2 separate regions of the Homo sapiens genome follow, and region 2 is linked to region 1. Evidence: read pairs that join two places in POLR2A ChIA-PET (ENCODE). Cell type or tissue: PC-9. All regions are shown on one strand. Links, peaks and the distances in the headings refer to the core of each region. The heading gives the core; the rest is flanking DNA.

Evidence for each region. ChIA-PET counts read pairs that join two places held together with the same protein. Peaks named below come from ENCODE experiments on the same cell type or tissue, not always from the same donor. Only the 100,000 strongest peaks of a DNase experiment are listed, where the experiment ranks them.
Region 2: POLR2A ChIA-PET joins it to region 1 with 6 read pairs; 21 of 35 experiments call an interaction of 5 or more read pairs at or near these places.

Annotation. Positions count from the first base shown.
Region 1 is chr18:12,895,289-12,902,940 of GRCh38, forward strand. No RefSeq gene overlaps it. Among named protein-coding and RNA genes, the nearest start is that of PTPN2, 15 kb to the left of the region's middle. In PC-9, for the core only: no CTCF peak of the experiment used is centred there; no DNase peak of the experiment used is centred there.
Region 2 is chr18:12,806,442-12,814,093 of GRCh38, forward strand. All of the region lies in intron 7 of PTPN2 (protein tyrosine phosphatase non-receptor type 2), which reads right to left. Among named protein-coding and RNA genes, the nearest start is that of LINC01882, 61 kb to the left of the region's middle. In PC-9, for the core only: no CTCF peak of the experiment used is centred there; a DNase peak (open chromatin) is centred at 5,290; H3K27ac peaks cover 2,108 bases.

The DNA.
Region 1 (7,652 bases), core at 1,511-5,510:
GGCCAGAAAAAAAAAATTAAAGCAGAAAATAGCCTCTGGATGTAGAAGTACATGCTGAAGGTATGTGGGAAAGGTGCTTAAAGCACCTGCTGCTATTTTTTTTTTTTTTTTTTTTGAGACAGGGTCTTGCTCTGTCACCTCTGCGGAGTGCAGTGGTACAATCTCAGCTCACTGAAACCTCTACCTCTTAGGCTCAAGCAATCCTCCCACCTCAGCCCCCTGAGTAGCTGGAACCACAGGCGTGTGCCACCATGCCCAGTTAATTTTTGTATTTTTTGTAGAGAGGGGATCTTGCCGTGTTGCCCAGGCTGTTCTTGAACTCCTGGACTCAAGTCATCCACCTGCCTTGACCTCCCACAGTGCTGGGATTACAGGTGTGAGCCACTGTGCCCAGCCAGATATTTTTATAGCTTTTGAAATCCACTGTTAAATTGCTGTATGAAAGAATAGAATCAATGTAATGCTATAGGCAGCGATTTAGAACTATATGTTTGCCCACATCCCTATGAACCCTCCCAACTTGGCCTCCTGGAGTGCTGGAATTAAAGGCATGAGCCACCGTGCTTGGCCTGGTTCCTTTTTATCCACAACTACTTCCCACTTCTTACTATTTTATGCTTATGTGCATATCAGGCTGCTTCTGAAATGAAATACTATTATGTTAATAAAAAACACAAAAGAATTGATATTGTTGCAAAAACATACTTTCTCCCAGGTGAAACAGAGTCCAGACAGTTTTAATTAACATTTCTTTGACTAGAAAAATTTACATGAAGTATATTGTATATTCTTGTTATGAGGAGACACATTCAAATCCCTGAATCTTAATTAGTTCATAGCCATATGAATGATCATCTCTGAGCACCTTTCACTTTCCGCTCTGGGGCTTCTCTGATGCTGTGACTTGCAACACCTAAACGAACACACAATTCACTGAAACATTCTTAACTCAGATGTGCAGAGGAGTTAGCACCAGTGGCACCACTCTTTTTTTTTTTTTTTTCTGTGCACATCCACCTTTAATAGCTTCTTCCGTCACTCTTTAGATCCAATTACTAAAGTCTTATTGAATCCAAAATAGATCACATCATTTACCTGTAAAGAGGAAAAATACCCTAAAAACATTTGTGGAAAAGGTTAAAAATTGTAAGCCATACTAACGATTTGTAAGAACTTTAGAATTTTTTTTTTTTTAAGCAAAGGCAGCTACCAAAGTGTTCTGGGCGGGGTGGGGGGGGGGGCGAGGGAGGTGAGTATGAGTGGAGTTGGACCCTTATAAAGGGACAGCGACAAACACCTCATACTCAAAACAAGGGGACTTCCCCTGTCATTTGCGCCGTCGGGCCACTGCAAATGTCCGTGCTGAGATGCCTACGTTGTCACTCGACACAGCCGCCAAAGCTCACCCGGAGCTGCGTCAGTCCCCACTGGGTTCCTCCAGGCCAAGGAGGTACGACCTCCGCCGCAGCATATAAAGTAAATGTCCAGGACATGGGAAGAAACCCGCCGATACAGCACCCGGGTGCCCAAGCCCCCGAGAACTAGGCCGCGCGGGTACTACGGGGCCAGAAAGCCCGGGCCAGGGCGGGCCCACGAGCGAGCACCGTCGGGAACAAACCGGGAGAAAGAGGAAGAGCCGGCGCCAAAGGTATCCCGCCCACCGCGGTCCCCCCAGAACTCTTCCTGCGCTTGCAAGCGCCACGCTGCCCACAGGACTGCGCCAGCCGGCCGGCGCCTCAACAGAGCGCGCCAGGGAGCAGCGCCCGTCGGGAGCCAAGACGCCTGAGCCATCGAGGCCGCCGCCGGGCCAGGTCGAGGCCGCCGCCGCCGCCGCCGCCGCCGCCGCCGCGGCACCACTCTTAACCGATGTTGATTTCCCCTTTCACACCCCAGGAAGGCAATTATTTGATTTTTTTTTGTTTTGCTTTTGTTTTGTTTTGTTTTGAAACAAGGTCTTGCTCTGTTGCCCAGGCTGGAGGGCAATGGTGTGATCATGGCTCACTGCAGCCTTGACCTCCCGGGCTCAAGTGATCCTCCCACCTCAGCCTCCTGAGTTGCTGGGACTAGGTGCATGCCAACATGTCCAGCTAATTAAAAAAAAGTTTTTTTGTAGAGATAAGGTCTCACTATATTGCCCAGGCTGGTCTTGAACTCCTGAACTCAAGGGATCTTCCTGCCTCAGCCTCCCAAAGTGCTGGGATTATAAATGTGAGCCACTGCACCGAGCCTCCAGGTGGCCGATTCTCGGATGCATTTCTCATGGCTCCTTAGAAAGTCCCAGTGGGGGCCGGGCGTGGTGACTCATGCCTGTAATCCCAGCACTTTGGGAGGTCAAGGCGGGTGGATCACCTAAGATCAGGACTTTGAGGCCAGCTTGACCAACATGGTGAAACCCCATCTCTACTAAAAATACAAAAATTAGCTGGGTGTGGTGTCAGGCACCTGTAATCCCAGCTACTTAGGAGGCTGAGGCAGAAGAATCTCTTGAACCCAGGAGGCGAAGGTTGCAGTGAGCCAAGATCGTGCCATTGCACTCCAGCCTGGGTGACAGAGTGAGTCTCTGTCTTAAAAAGAAAAAGAGAGAGAGAGACAGACAGACAGAGAGAGAGAGAGAGAGACAGAGAGAGAGAGAGAGAGAGAGAGAAAGAAAGAGAGAAAGAAAGAAAGAAAAGAAAGAAAGAAAGAAAGAAAGGAAGAAAGAAAAAGTAAGTCAGTCTCAGTGTGAACAAGCGTCATTTGTGTCTGGTGATGGACGTGACAAGGCTTTCTTATGTTTGCTTTTCCTCCTCACCTGTTCATCCTCCTTCCCTGCACTGCTGCTCTCTAGAAGCGCTTTCCCAAATAAAGTCCTTGCAACAAGCCTTGGTCTCAGGGTCTGCTTTCAGGGAACTCAGGCTAAGGTAATTAGTCACAGACATGGGCCTAGGAAGCAGATTCTCAGGATGGGATTTTGGAGCTGGAAAACACAGAGCTAAGAAACACGAGGCTGGAGTGAGTGGCATCTGGTAACATCACGATTGCTAAGGATCTCACCCTGGTGGCTTGGGATGAGGTGCAGGTGGAAGGTAAAGCACTGGGCATGTGGCAGCTCTGACACCTAAGTGGTATTGGGGCGAGGGGAACTATAACGATTTTGGAGGTTCCTGGTCTTTGTTAAATGCTCTGGACGTCTTGAAAAAAAAGTCAAACAGGTTTCCACCTGCAACTGTCAGCTTGAGGCAGGTTGTGGAAGCAAAGCGGCTCCATAACTGCATTCATGGAGACGCTCATTTTATTCGTAGAATGTGTGGATGAAAATCAGGCACAGCACTGTGTTATTAGGAAAACAGAGATGCAAAGGAGCATGAATGCATAGCCATAAATGGTCTCGTCCTCAAATCATTGACTTGAGAAATACCTGGGTGGACTTGGACCAGCCTGAGAACCTTGCAACCCCAGGTTTTTTTGGCTCCCCCAGGCCAGCAGATGTGCGCCCCCATTCTTACTAGATTCACAGAAGCCCTCACATGAGAAAGTGTCTCAAAGGGCAAGGAAACTCAGTTTTAGCCACTAACTCCCCAAAAGCAACCCCTGCCACCACTTGTTACCTCCATACTAAGAAGCAGGGTCTGATCCCAACACAGCTTAGGTAAACAGTCCAAACTCCAGGCAGAAATCTTATATATCCTAAGAATTGTAAGACCTGTCTAATGTGGACCAACAGGAAGGAGAGGAAAATGGGCAATTATAAAGCTTAAGATGTTGGGCCAAGGAAGATGCAAATATAAGGATGGGTAGAGAAGGATTTATTGATATAGGAATATACCCCTTGGTTTGGGAGTCCTAGTCAGGGCATCTGAATCCACTTCTCATCCACTGCTCGGATAGTTTCCTGAAGCTTGGGCAGGAAGATGACCTACAATGAATGAGGTGAGGATGCTTTAATTTCCTTGGCAGAATACTAGACGAGCTCAGGGAAATTAGACATTAGAATAGGCTTAGTATGTGGTATCAGAGAACCCACTTCCCGGCTGTGTTCTTTGGGAAGACTCAGAGGAGACTCCCTTCATAAAGCACAAAGACCCACTGGTGAGGGAGGCATGACCATCTTTGAGAAGCTTGGTAGGAATTGTCCTTTGTAGGCCAGAGCCGGCCAGTGGAAGATCCTGCCAATGGATGCCAGGTATCAATGGGCATGACGGGATTCTGAAATCGCAGAGAGGAGGCAGCAGCAGAAGGGGAATGAAGTTAGTATCATGGGCAGCAAGGCCAGCATGGCAGTTACGCTGCTGTGACCTGCTAGGATCTGTGGGCTCTGTTCCAGGGGCTGAGACGGGTGAACAACAATTAGGTTGTGACTTGACTTGGACAATTTGAAAAAAAAAAAAAAGAAGTGCTGGGAAGCTGAAGTTTGAAATTAGCCACTGCAATGGAAAATCACAATCCTTCATTCAATTTCCAAAGCTAAGTCAGTTCACAGATCTAATGCACATTGATTGAAGGGAAGCCTGCCAGTTCTCTGTAATGAAAGACTCTGCACCACCACTAAAAATACAGATGATAACTATTACCCTAGTCCTTCACCAATGGAACCTACAGCCACCTAGCAGCCCAATGGTGCCAAGGAAATGGATAGAAAATCTGAGTTGAAACTTCAGATACCACGGGACCTGAAATCCTGTTATGTTCCTCCAGTTACACTCAGAGCTTTTGAAGGGCAGATGATACATGGAGTTCTGACCCAAGTATACCCTGCAGTGGGTCCACTGGGTCCAGGAACATGGCCTGTGGTTATTTTCTCAGCTCCCACATGTATAATTAGGATAGATATATACCTAGTAGTTGGCAGAAACCTTACAATGATTTCTAGACATCTAGACATAGGGGGGAAGACACAGGAGAGAAGTCCCTGAAAAATCAGAAGCAATACTAGAAGGAATTGCAGAGAGTAGCACCACCATAAGCAACTTCAAGGATGGAGGGTGGCAGTCCCCTTCAATTTACCCAAGTGGCCCTTACAAAAATTACACAGATCATGGCAGATAAGGGTGGACTACTGTAAACCTAACTAAATGGAGCCCTGCTGGGCGCGGTGGCTCACACCTGTAATCCCAGCACTTTGGGAGGTTGAGGCGGGCGGATCACCTGAGGTCAGGAGTTCGAGACCAGCCTGGCCATCATGGTGAAACCCCGTCTCTACTAAAAATACAAAAATTAGCCAGCTGTGGTGGTGCACGCCTGTAGTCCCAGCTACTCAGAAGGCTGAGGCAGGAGAATTGCTTGAACCTGGGAGACAGAGGTTGCAGTGAGCAGAGATCGTGCCACTGCACTCCAGCCTGGGTGACAGATCGAGACTCTGTCTCAAAAATAAACAAATAAATGAATAAATAGGCTTGGCGCGGTAACTCATACCTGTAATTCTAGCACTTTGGGAGGCCGAGGTGGGTGCATCACGAGGTCAGGAGTTTGAGACCAGCCTGGCCAACATAGTGAAACCCTGGCTCTACTAAAAATACAAAAATTAGCCAGGCATGGTGGCGCACACCTGTAGTCCCAGCTATGCAGGAGGCTGAGGCAGGAGAATTGCTTGAACCCGGGAGGTGGAGGTTGCGGTGAGCCAGAATCAGGCCACTGCGATCCAGCCTGGGCAACAGAGCGAGACTCCATCTCAAAAAATAAAAATAAAAATAATAATAATAATAAATAAATAGAGCCCCAATCATAGGTTGTATGGACTGTAGCATGGACTACACAATGTGGTATATGGTATGAACAATCAACACAGTTTCCAAAGCTTGTTATGTGGCTACTGAACCATTAATATCATACTTCTCAATATCTGCCAATAAAGAGGATCAAAATAGTTAGTTTTTACTTGGAATGAACAACATTCATCACACTCACTGTCTTGCCCCAGAACCTCTACTTTCTGTCCCAACATAGCCCACCAGGGTCTTGATCTTCTTGGCATCTGCAGAATGTCACATCAGCCCACTGTTTGAGGATGTCATGTTAACTGGACCTGGTGAGCGGGAAGTTGCAAGTCCTCTGGCTGCCTTGGTGAGACGTATGCATCAGAGTGTAGCAGGTACACTGTAAATATTAAGAAATCCAGGCCGGATGCGGTGGCTCACTCTTGTAATCCCCGCACTTTGGGAGGCCAAGGTGGCGGATCACCTGAGGTCAGGAGTTCGCGACCAGCCTGACCAACATGGAGAAACCCCGTCTCTACTAAAAATACAAAATTAGCCGGGCATGGTGGCACATGCCTATAATCGCAGCTACTCGGGAGGCTGAGGCAGGAGGATCCCTTGAGCCTAGGAGGTGGAGGCTGCAATGTGCCATGATTGTACCACTGCCCTCCAGCCTGGATGACAGAGCAGGACCCTGTATTGAAAAAAGAAGATAAAAGAAAAGAAAATTCATTCCCTGTTAAAGTTTTTAAAAGATGAAATGGTCTGAGCATGATGAAACATTCTAGTGTAAAGAACATATCATTGCACCTTGCCCTCCCTACCACTGAGAAAGAGGCAGAGCATTTGGAAGTCCTCTTTGAATTTTGGAGGCATCATGTGCTACACTTAGAAACTTTGCTTCAACCCATTTATCAGATGACTTACAATTCTGAGTGGCGCCCAGAGCACGACCGGGTTTTGCATCGAATCGAGGTCCTGGTGCCCCTCCTCCCCTCGCTGCTGGAGGTTTCTTAGCTGCAGTTCATGCCCTCCATCTGGTTCCCTATGACTCCTTTCTCAGCCCATCGCCATCTGGCCGTACACGGTCATGTGTTGTTGTCCTTGTTGTTTTTTCCTGCTGTTGCCTCCTCACTCCTCCAGACATGATCTGAGACCACCCCAGCCAGCTCTTTCTTTCACATGGCCCACACTCTGGCCACAGAAAGCAGCCACGCATCTTTGCCCTGGCAAGCTTGAGGTGATACTTAATTTTATGTGTCAATCTGACTGCACCATGGGGTGTGCACATTAAACACTATTTCTGGTGTGTCTGTGAGGGTGTTCAGGATGGGACGGACATTTGAACTGGTGGCTCAGAAAAGTCGATTGCTCTCCATCCAATTCGTTAGGGGCCTGAGTGAACCACAAGGGGAGGGTGGGGGAATTCACCCATTTTTTTGGTCCTGCCTCACTGTTTGAGCTGGGACACAGGTTTCCTCCTGCCGTTGGGCTGGAATTTACACCACTGGCTTCCCTTGTTCTCAGGCCCTTGGACTTGGATTGGAATTACAGCCGTGGTTTTCCTGGGTCTTGAGTTTTCAGATGGCAGATCGTGACACTTTTTACCTTCATGCTCATGCAAGCCAGTTCCTCATAATCTCTCTCTTCTCTCTCTCTCTCTCTCTCTCTGTGTGTGTGTCTACAATATGTGCCATATAACAAGGTTTTGTTCAACAACAGACCGCGTATATGACGCCAGTCCCCTAATATTATAATGGAGCTGAAAAATTCCTATCACCTGGTGATGGAGCAGCCATCGTAACATCTTAGCACAGCTCATTGCTCATGTGTTTGCAGTGGTGCTGGTGTAAACACACCTGCTGTGCTGCCAATCATATAAAAGTCTAGCATACAATTACATAAGGTATGGCACGGTGGCACACGCCTGTAATCCCAGCACTTTGGGGGGCCGAAGCAGGTGGATCTCTTGAGGTCAGG
Region 2 (7,652 bases), core at 2,922-6,921, 87 kb before region 1:
GAATAAATAATCCTAAAATTTGTATGAAATCATAAAAGACCCCAAAAGCCAAAGCAATTTTGAGCAAAAAGCTGGGGGCATCACACTACCTGACCTCAAAATATACTACAAAGCTATAGTAACCAAAATAGCATGCTACTATCATAAGAACAGGTATAAAGACCAATAAAACAGAAGACAGAGCATGGAAATAAATCTACGTATTTACAGCCAATTTATTTTTGACAAAGATGCCAAGAATATACACTGGTGAAGGACAGTCTCTTTGATAAATGGTGTTGGGAACACTGGATATCTAGATGCCCAAGAATGAAACTAGACCCCTATCTCTCACCATATTAAAAAATCAACTCAAAATGGACTAAAGACTTAAATATGAGACCCCAAACAAATATACATACTAGAAGAAAAGATAGGGAAACACTTCAGGACATTGGTCTGGGCAAGGGAAGGGTCTTTTGTATAAGACCTCAAAAGCAAAAACAGACAAATGGGATTACATCAAACTAAAAAGCTTCTGTATAGCAAAGGAAGCAATCGATAGACTGAAGAGACAATCTACAGAATGGAAGAAAATATCTGCAAACTATACATTTGACAGGGATTAATATCCAGAATATATAAGAAACTCAAACAAAATTCAATAGCAGAAAACACAAGTAATCCAATTAAAAATAGGTAAAAGACCTGAATAGCCATTTCTTAAAAGACATACAAAGAGCCAACAGATACATGAGAAAATGGTCAATATCACTAATCATCAGAATAATGCAAATCAATACCACACTGAGATATCACCACACCCCAATTAGAATGACTATTATCAAAAAGACAAAAAATAAATGCTGGCATGAATGTGGAGAAAGGGGAACTCTTGTACACGGCTGGTGGAATGTAAATTAGTACAGCCATCTTGGAAAACAGCATAAAGGTTCCTTAAAAGATTAAAAATAGAACTATCATATGATCCAGCAATCCCACTACTGGGTATTTATCCAAAGGAAATGAAATTAGGATTTCAAAGGCATATCGGCACTCCTGTGCTTATTGCAGCACTATTCACAGTAGTCAAGATACGGAATCAACCTAAATGTCCATCAATGAATGGAGGGAGAAAGAAAATGTGGAAAAAAAAAAAAAAAAAAATATATATATATATATATAATATAATACTATTTGGCCATTAAAAAAAAAAGAAATCCTGTCTTTTGTGGCAAAATGGATGAAACTGGAGGACATTAAGCCAAGTACACAAAGACAAATACTGTATGTTCTCACTCATATGTGGAATCTAAAAATGTTAATCTCATAGAAGCAGAGAGTAGAATAGTACCTACTGGAGGCTTCGCAGAGTAGGGAAGAGGGGGCATAGTGAGAAACTGAACAACAGTTCAACAGGGGGATGAGTTCTGGTGTTTTACTGCACAGAATGACTATGGTTAATAATATTTAATATTTCAGACAGGGTGTGGTGGCTCATGCCTGCAATTCTAGCAGTTTGGGAGGCTAGGGCGGGCAGATCGCTTGAGCCCAGGAGTTTGAGATCAGCCTGGGCAACATGGTGAGACCCAGTCTCTACAAAAATTTAAAAATTAGCCATATGTGGTGGCACGCGCCTGCAGTCCCAATTACTTAAGAGACTAGGGCAGGAGGATCACTTGAGCCCAGGAGGCGGAGGCTACAGTGAGCGAGCCATGATCGTGCCACTGTACACCAGCATGAACAAGAGAATGAGACCCTATCTCGAAAAAAATTTATATACATACACATTTTATATACACATAAAATCCTCTCTTCTGGCTATTTCGAAATACTTATATATACTTATATATATTTCAAGTACTATGAAATATATTAGCACATAATAATATATAATTAAATAGAGATTTCAAAATAGCTGGAAGAGAGGATTTTGAACGTTTTCACCACAAAGAAAAGATAAATGTATGAGGTGATAGACGTGCTAGTCTAATTTGGTCATTACATAAATGTATCAAAATATCACACTGAACCCCATAAATATGTACAATTACTAAGTGTCAATTAAAAACAAAGGCCGGGGCATGCGGTGGCTCACGCCTGTAATCCCAACACTTTGGGAGGCTGAGGCAGGTGGATCAAGAGGTCAGGAGATCGAGACCATCCTAGCTAACATGGTGAAACCCCATCTCTACTAAAAATACAAAATAATTAGCTGGGTGTGGTGGCACACGCCTATAGTCCCAGCTACTCGGGAGGCTGAGGTAGGAGAATCACTTGACCCCAGGAGGCGGAGGTTGCAGTGAGCTGAGATCACACCACTGCACTCCTGGGCGACAGAGCGAGACTCCGTCTCAAAAGAACCAACCAACCAACAGACAAAAAAACAAAATAAAAAATAAAGTAGCACTGCACAAAAAACACAAAAATTTTTAAAAAGATTTCAGCCAAGGTAGATTTTGCTTGAATCTTAATCCACTTCTAATCCAGAGGTATGTAACACTGGAGTAGTCACCACAGTGGTGCTTGAATGTGATCTGGAACCTTCTTGCTCCTTGCCACTGTTCAGTCTAGGGGAGAACTAACGGTGAGATCTCCAAGCTGGTCCTTGTGATGCTAAAGGACTTTAATTTGGTTGTGTCTATCAGGTACGCTAGCAGCTCCAGGCAGCTGGCTAGCCCACCACTGGGCTAGAGAAACACCCTCCAGCATGCCTCTAGCATGGCCTTCAGGAGTAGATGGCAACACAAACCAGGATTCGGACCAAGATGAAGACAAATTTCAGTTTCTTCTATGAAAGAGGATGTCATCATCTACCCTGGGAGACAGTTGTGATTAATGAGATGGCATGTGAAGCGCCCAGCATCATGTCTAGAAAATATGTTTCCTGTGCTCTCACTTGTCACCATTCCTAGGGACAAAGGTAGAGGAAGAAGAGTGTATCTGGGCCCCTGCAGATGAAAGCAGTGACAATTGTACATGCCAGAGAAGAAAAACGCATATATAACCTATGCACTGGGACTATAGTCTCTCAAGTCCTTGAAAGGATGAAACATGATCCCCATCTATGTATCTGCCAGTGGCAAGTGGTAGAGGCAGAAGCAGTGGGAGCCAATGGTTTTGATTACCTATGACTGACACTGGCCCAAATGACTTGGTATGGACAGGGATGGCCTTCTTTGAAGATCCTATCAAGGACGCAAGGAGTCTTGGATCTAATAAATAAGGAATACTCTACTTATTGCCCGAGGAGTCTAATGATTTTGGACAGAGATGTAACATTGCAACTTAAAGTTTTTTAGAACTTATGGAATATTCATTCCCTGGAGTTACTCTTGTGCAATATGGTACTGTTAAAAGCAATGCTTGTATTCAGATCTTTAAAAAATCTCTGGGAAATCCATTCATACAATGGATAAACTAGTTTCTAATTTGTCTCATTGTCATCATGTACCAGAGGTATTAAAAAGAAAAAGGCACGCCTGGCACAGTGGCTCATGCCTGTAATCTCAGCACTTTGGGAGGCTGAGGTGGGCAGATCACTTGAGGTCAGGAGTTTGAGACCAGCCTGGGCAACATGGTGAAACCCCATCTCTACCAAAAATACAAAAATTAGCTGGGTGTGGTGGCACATGCCTGTAATCCCAGTTACTTGGGAGGCTGAGGTAGAAGAATTGCTTGAACCCGGGAGGCCGAGGTTGTAGTGAGCTGAGATTGTGCCACTGTACTCTAGCCTGGGTGAAAGATGAGACTCGGTGTCATGGAGAAACCCTGTCTCTACTAAAAATACAAAATTAGCCAGGCATGGTGGTGCAAGCCTGTAATCCCAGCTACTTGGGAGGCTGAGGCAGGAGAATTGCATGAATCTGGGAGGCGGAGGTTGCAGTGAGCCGAGATCACGCCACTGCAATCCAGCCTGGGCAACAACAGTGAAACTCTGTTTCAAAAAAAAAAGCATTTTCCACACTTCACCGTTCCCAGATATGGCTATTTTACTTAGCTGCATAATCAATGTACCTCTTTTTATGTTTTTAATTTTTTTAGAGATGGGGTCTTACTCTGTTGCCCAGGCCAGAATGCAATGGTGTGATCACAGCTCACTGTAGCCTCAAACTCCTGGGCTCAAGCAGTCCTCCTGTCTCAGATTCCTGAGTAGCTGGGACTATAGGAGAGAACTACCACGGCTGGCTTTTTTGTTTTATAATAGTTGATTTACAGAAGATTTAGAAAATGTGAAATTCTACAGTTTGTTGTGTTTGGAGAACAGTTAGTAGTACAGTTTGGTACAATTTGTCTAGAGGATGGAAAACACGCAAAGCTTGAGTAGGAGAGATGAGGCTGGAAAGGAAATAGACCTCCGGGAAAGAGGTCTCTGGACTTCATGAGTAGTGGGGTAGAACTGAAAATCCTGAGCCCTAAGAGGGCGCAAACCATGTCCCCGAAAGAATACTGTGCCAACAATCAAGAAACTACAATATAATGGAACACAGGAGTAATTAAGGATGTCTTCACTTAGATGACTGTCTATTTTCTTTGTTCCCTTGTTTGTTTTGTTACTCAATCCAAATCTTTTATAGTGAAGACATGGAGTACTTGCTACTCTCCATGCCATATTCTAACACTTCAAATGTGCTAGCTCTTAATCCTCACAATAACCTTAGGAGATAAGCACTAATACTAATATTACCATTATTACACCCTTTTTACGGAAGATGTGGGGAGAATAATTAGGTAACTCGCCCAAGGATATGCACCTAACAAATAGTAGAGACAGAATTTTAACCTAGGCAAGTCTGGGTTGACTATGCTGTGACCCCTTATAAAGATGTGTGTTCAACAAAGTACCCCACAAAAATGTTAAATTGTCTCCAGAATTTACACTGGTCAATTTTTGAAGTTTCCACTCTTGACTGAGACCTAGTTATGTAACTTGGCCTTATAGCTGGACAACACTCAACAATGTCAACAAATAAGATGACACCAAAAATCAAGTCTCACTGGACCACTTCCCAGAATATGCAACAAATTCAGAATACGTCAACAAGGAAAGCACTCGGCAGAGAGAGAAATAAAAGAGATATTTAATGCTAGTGAATTAAAAAAACCCCACAAACCCAACAATGTCATTTTGCCATGGCTATGTTCAGCAAACTCACTCATGGCTATGTTCGACAGACTCATTCATGGCTATGATCAGCAGACTCACTCGTGCCTATGTTCAGCAAACTCACTCATGCCTATATAGGTTCAGCAAACTCACTCGTCTCTGTCCTCCCTGTGACACACAAGGGAGCCAGCACTCCTGAGTCACCTGCCTCAGGTCATTAATGCTGACTGGTGAAGCCAAGGAATTACATTTCACTAAACTATAACCTCAAAGGAGCTCTCATTTTGAGGCCTGGTACTGTTTCATCTTTCTTTCTAATTCTGTGCTCACGTTGCACCAACCCATGAGTCACTGCCACTAGGAGCCATGCCCCCCACACAATGCCTAGAACCCTAGCTCTACCCATTTCTCTCACTGAAGAAAGCTTTAAGCAATGCAATTAAACTTCAAATCCTCTGTAATTTGTTAAAAGTTTATCATTTACATTTAATACTTTATTAGTAATATCAAATTACCAGCTAGAGATCTTACAACATTAGTTCTGAATTGCCAAACTAGATATTTACTCTGGGGGGTTAACTGTCATCATCAATACTGGGAATATGCTAATAAATATGTGGTAATACCAGCAACCAGCTTAAGTATTTATGCCTGACCTTGTGCTGAAAGGCAATTGCAAATAGCCTATATGTCTATAGGAATGTCAAAGTCATTGGAAGTTTTCTGTAAATGAATACATGCTTTAAGATTATAATTACACATATTTACAGACTTAAGATACAATCACTTTGGGCTGGGTGCGGTGGCTCACGCCTGTAATCTCAGCACTTTGGGACGCCGAGGTGGGCGATCACTTGAGGTCAGGAGTTCGAGACCAGCCTGGTCAACACTGTGAAACCCCATCTCTACTAAAAATGCAAAATTAGCCAGGAGTGGTGGCAGGCACCTGTAATCCCAACTACTCGGAAGGCTGAGTGGGGAGAACCACTTGAACCTGGGAGGCAGAGGCTGCAGTGAACCGAGATTGTGCCATTGCACTCCAGTCTGGGCAACAAGAGCAAAACTGCGTCTCAAAAAAAGAAAAAAAAACCAGTAGCATGTGTGGTATGTATTTATTAATCCAACTTTATCAGTAATCACTTCATATGCCGATGGTCTAAATGCACCAATTAAAAAAGATTCTCAGAATGCCAAGACCATTTCTGCAGAAATTAACCCCTTGGAATGGGCAGCATGCTTTTCTGATCCTGAGTACCTGAAGGATAAAGATGTTTCCAATATCCTATCTGGAATAGGGGCAGAAAATGCCTTAGAATTGAGAGCCTGAGGACAATATCACACCAGATAAATTAACAGAAAAAAAATCCTTCCTAGCCACAAACTGCACTGTCAAAGACTCCACAAAAAAGTGTGTCCAGAAAAACTCATCTCTGTGATAAAAAAAGATCCACCCTCAGATAAAGTATGTATTCTAAAACTAAAGACACAAAACTTAAAAAAAAAAAAAGCAGTGGTAGGAAAGACACAATCCAAAGGACAATACATTTCCCTCCCAGTTACCCGTCTCATCACAGCCAGGAAGCAGGCAGGGAAGGCGGCATGCAGGCTGTGAAGGCATGGGGAAATCTGATTGAACTACTTTTCTTTTTGAACTCCAGATTTAAGTTGGTGAAAGCTCACTGTGATTAGAAAGGGAAATTTTCCTAATCTTAAACATCTGAAATAACTTTTACTTCACCTAAATCACTGATCACTGCCAAAGTGACCCTGGCAAATCCAGTGTTCCCAAAGTCTGGCGTCTGAAGCAGGACATGTTCTAATGGGCTGAGTTTCCCAAACATTGCGTATTTTGGCTCTGAGTGCCCTAATGTTTCTGTGCATTAAGAATATTTTAATGCTATTTAAAGATTTGGAAAAAATCTTTTTAAATAAACCTTTATTCTGACACCAATGGTCCGATCTAATTTACATTCTTATATTGGCTAGTAATCAGAGAAATGAAAGTGCTAGTAAATATGTTCACACATGAGAAACATAATGAAAAGACAGTCGATCTTCTTATATTATGCATCAACTTACAGTATCTGCTTATGTCCAATACTATGTGATTAAACCAGACAAAAAATGGAGTCTGTGGTTGTTTCTATTTTACATTTTAACTTAGTACATAACACAAGTTTCTGATCAGTCTTTGAACTTAGGTTCTACAAATATGCAGTAAAAATAGCTTAATGAGAATAAAGCCACCAACCAGAAGAATATAACATTTTGCTGGAATTTCATTATATCTGCCATAAATATTCAAGTTGCTTGTTGTTATAAAGTCAAATATCACATAAACCAAGTATCAGTGTTTAATGAAGGCAAAAGTATCTCAAGTTTCCAGTTACTTTAATAATTAAAAGATTAACCACCCCCAAAATGAAAAATTCAGTTTCTTTAATGAAATCTTGTTTCTACAAGGGCTTTTAAGTAACACACAGGATTTAACCTGAGGCTGAGTATATATGAGGAAGCTAGCTAAAATTTTACAATTTTAAGACAGCCAGCTGGATTTACCACAAAA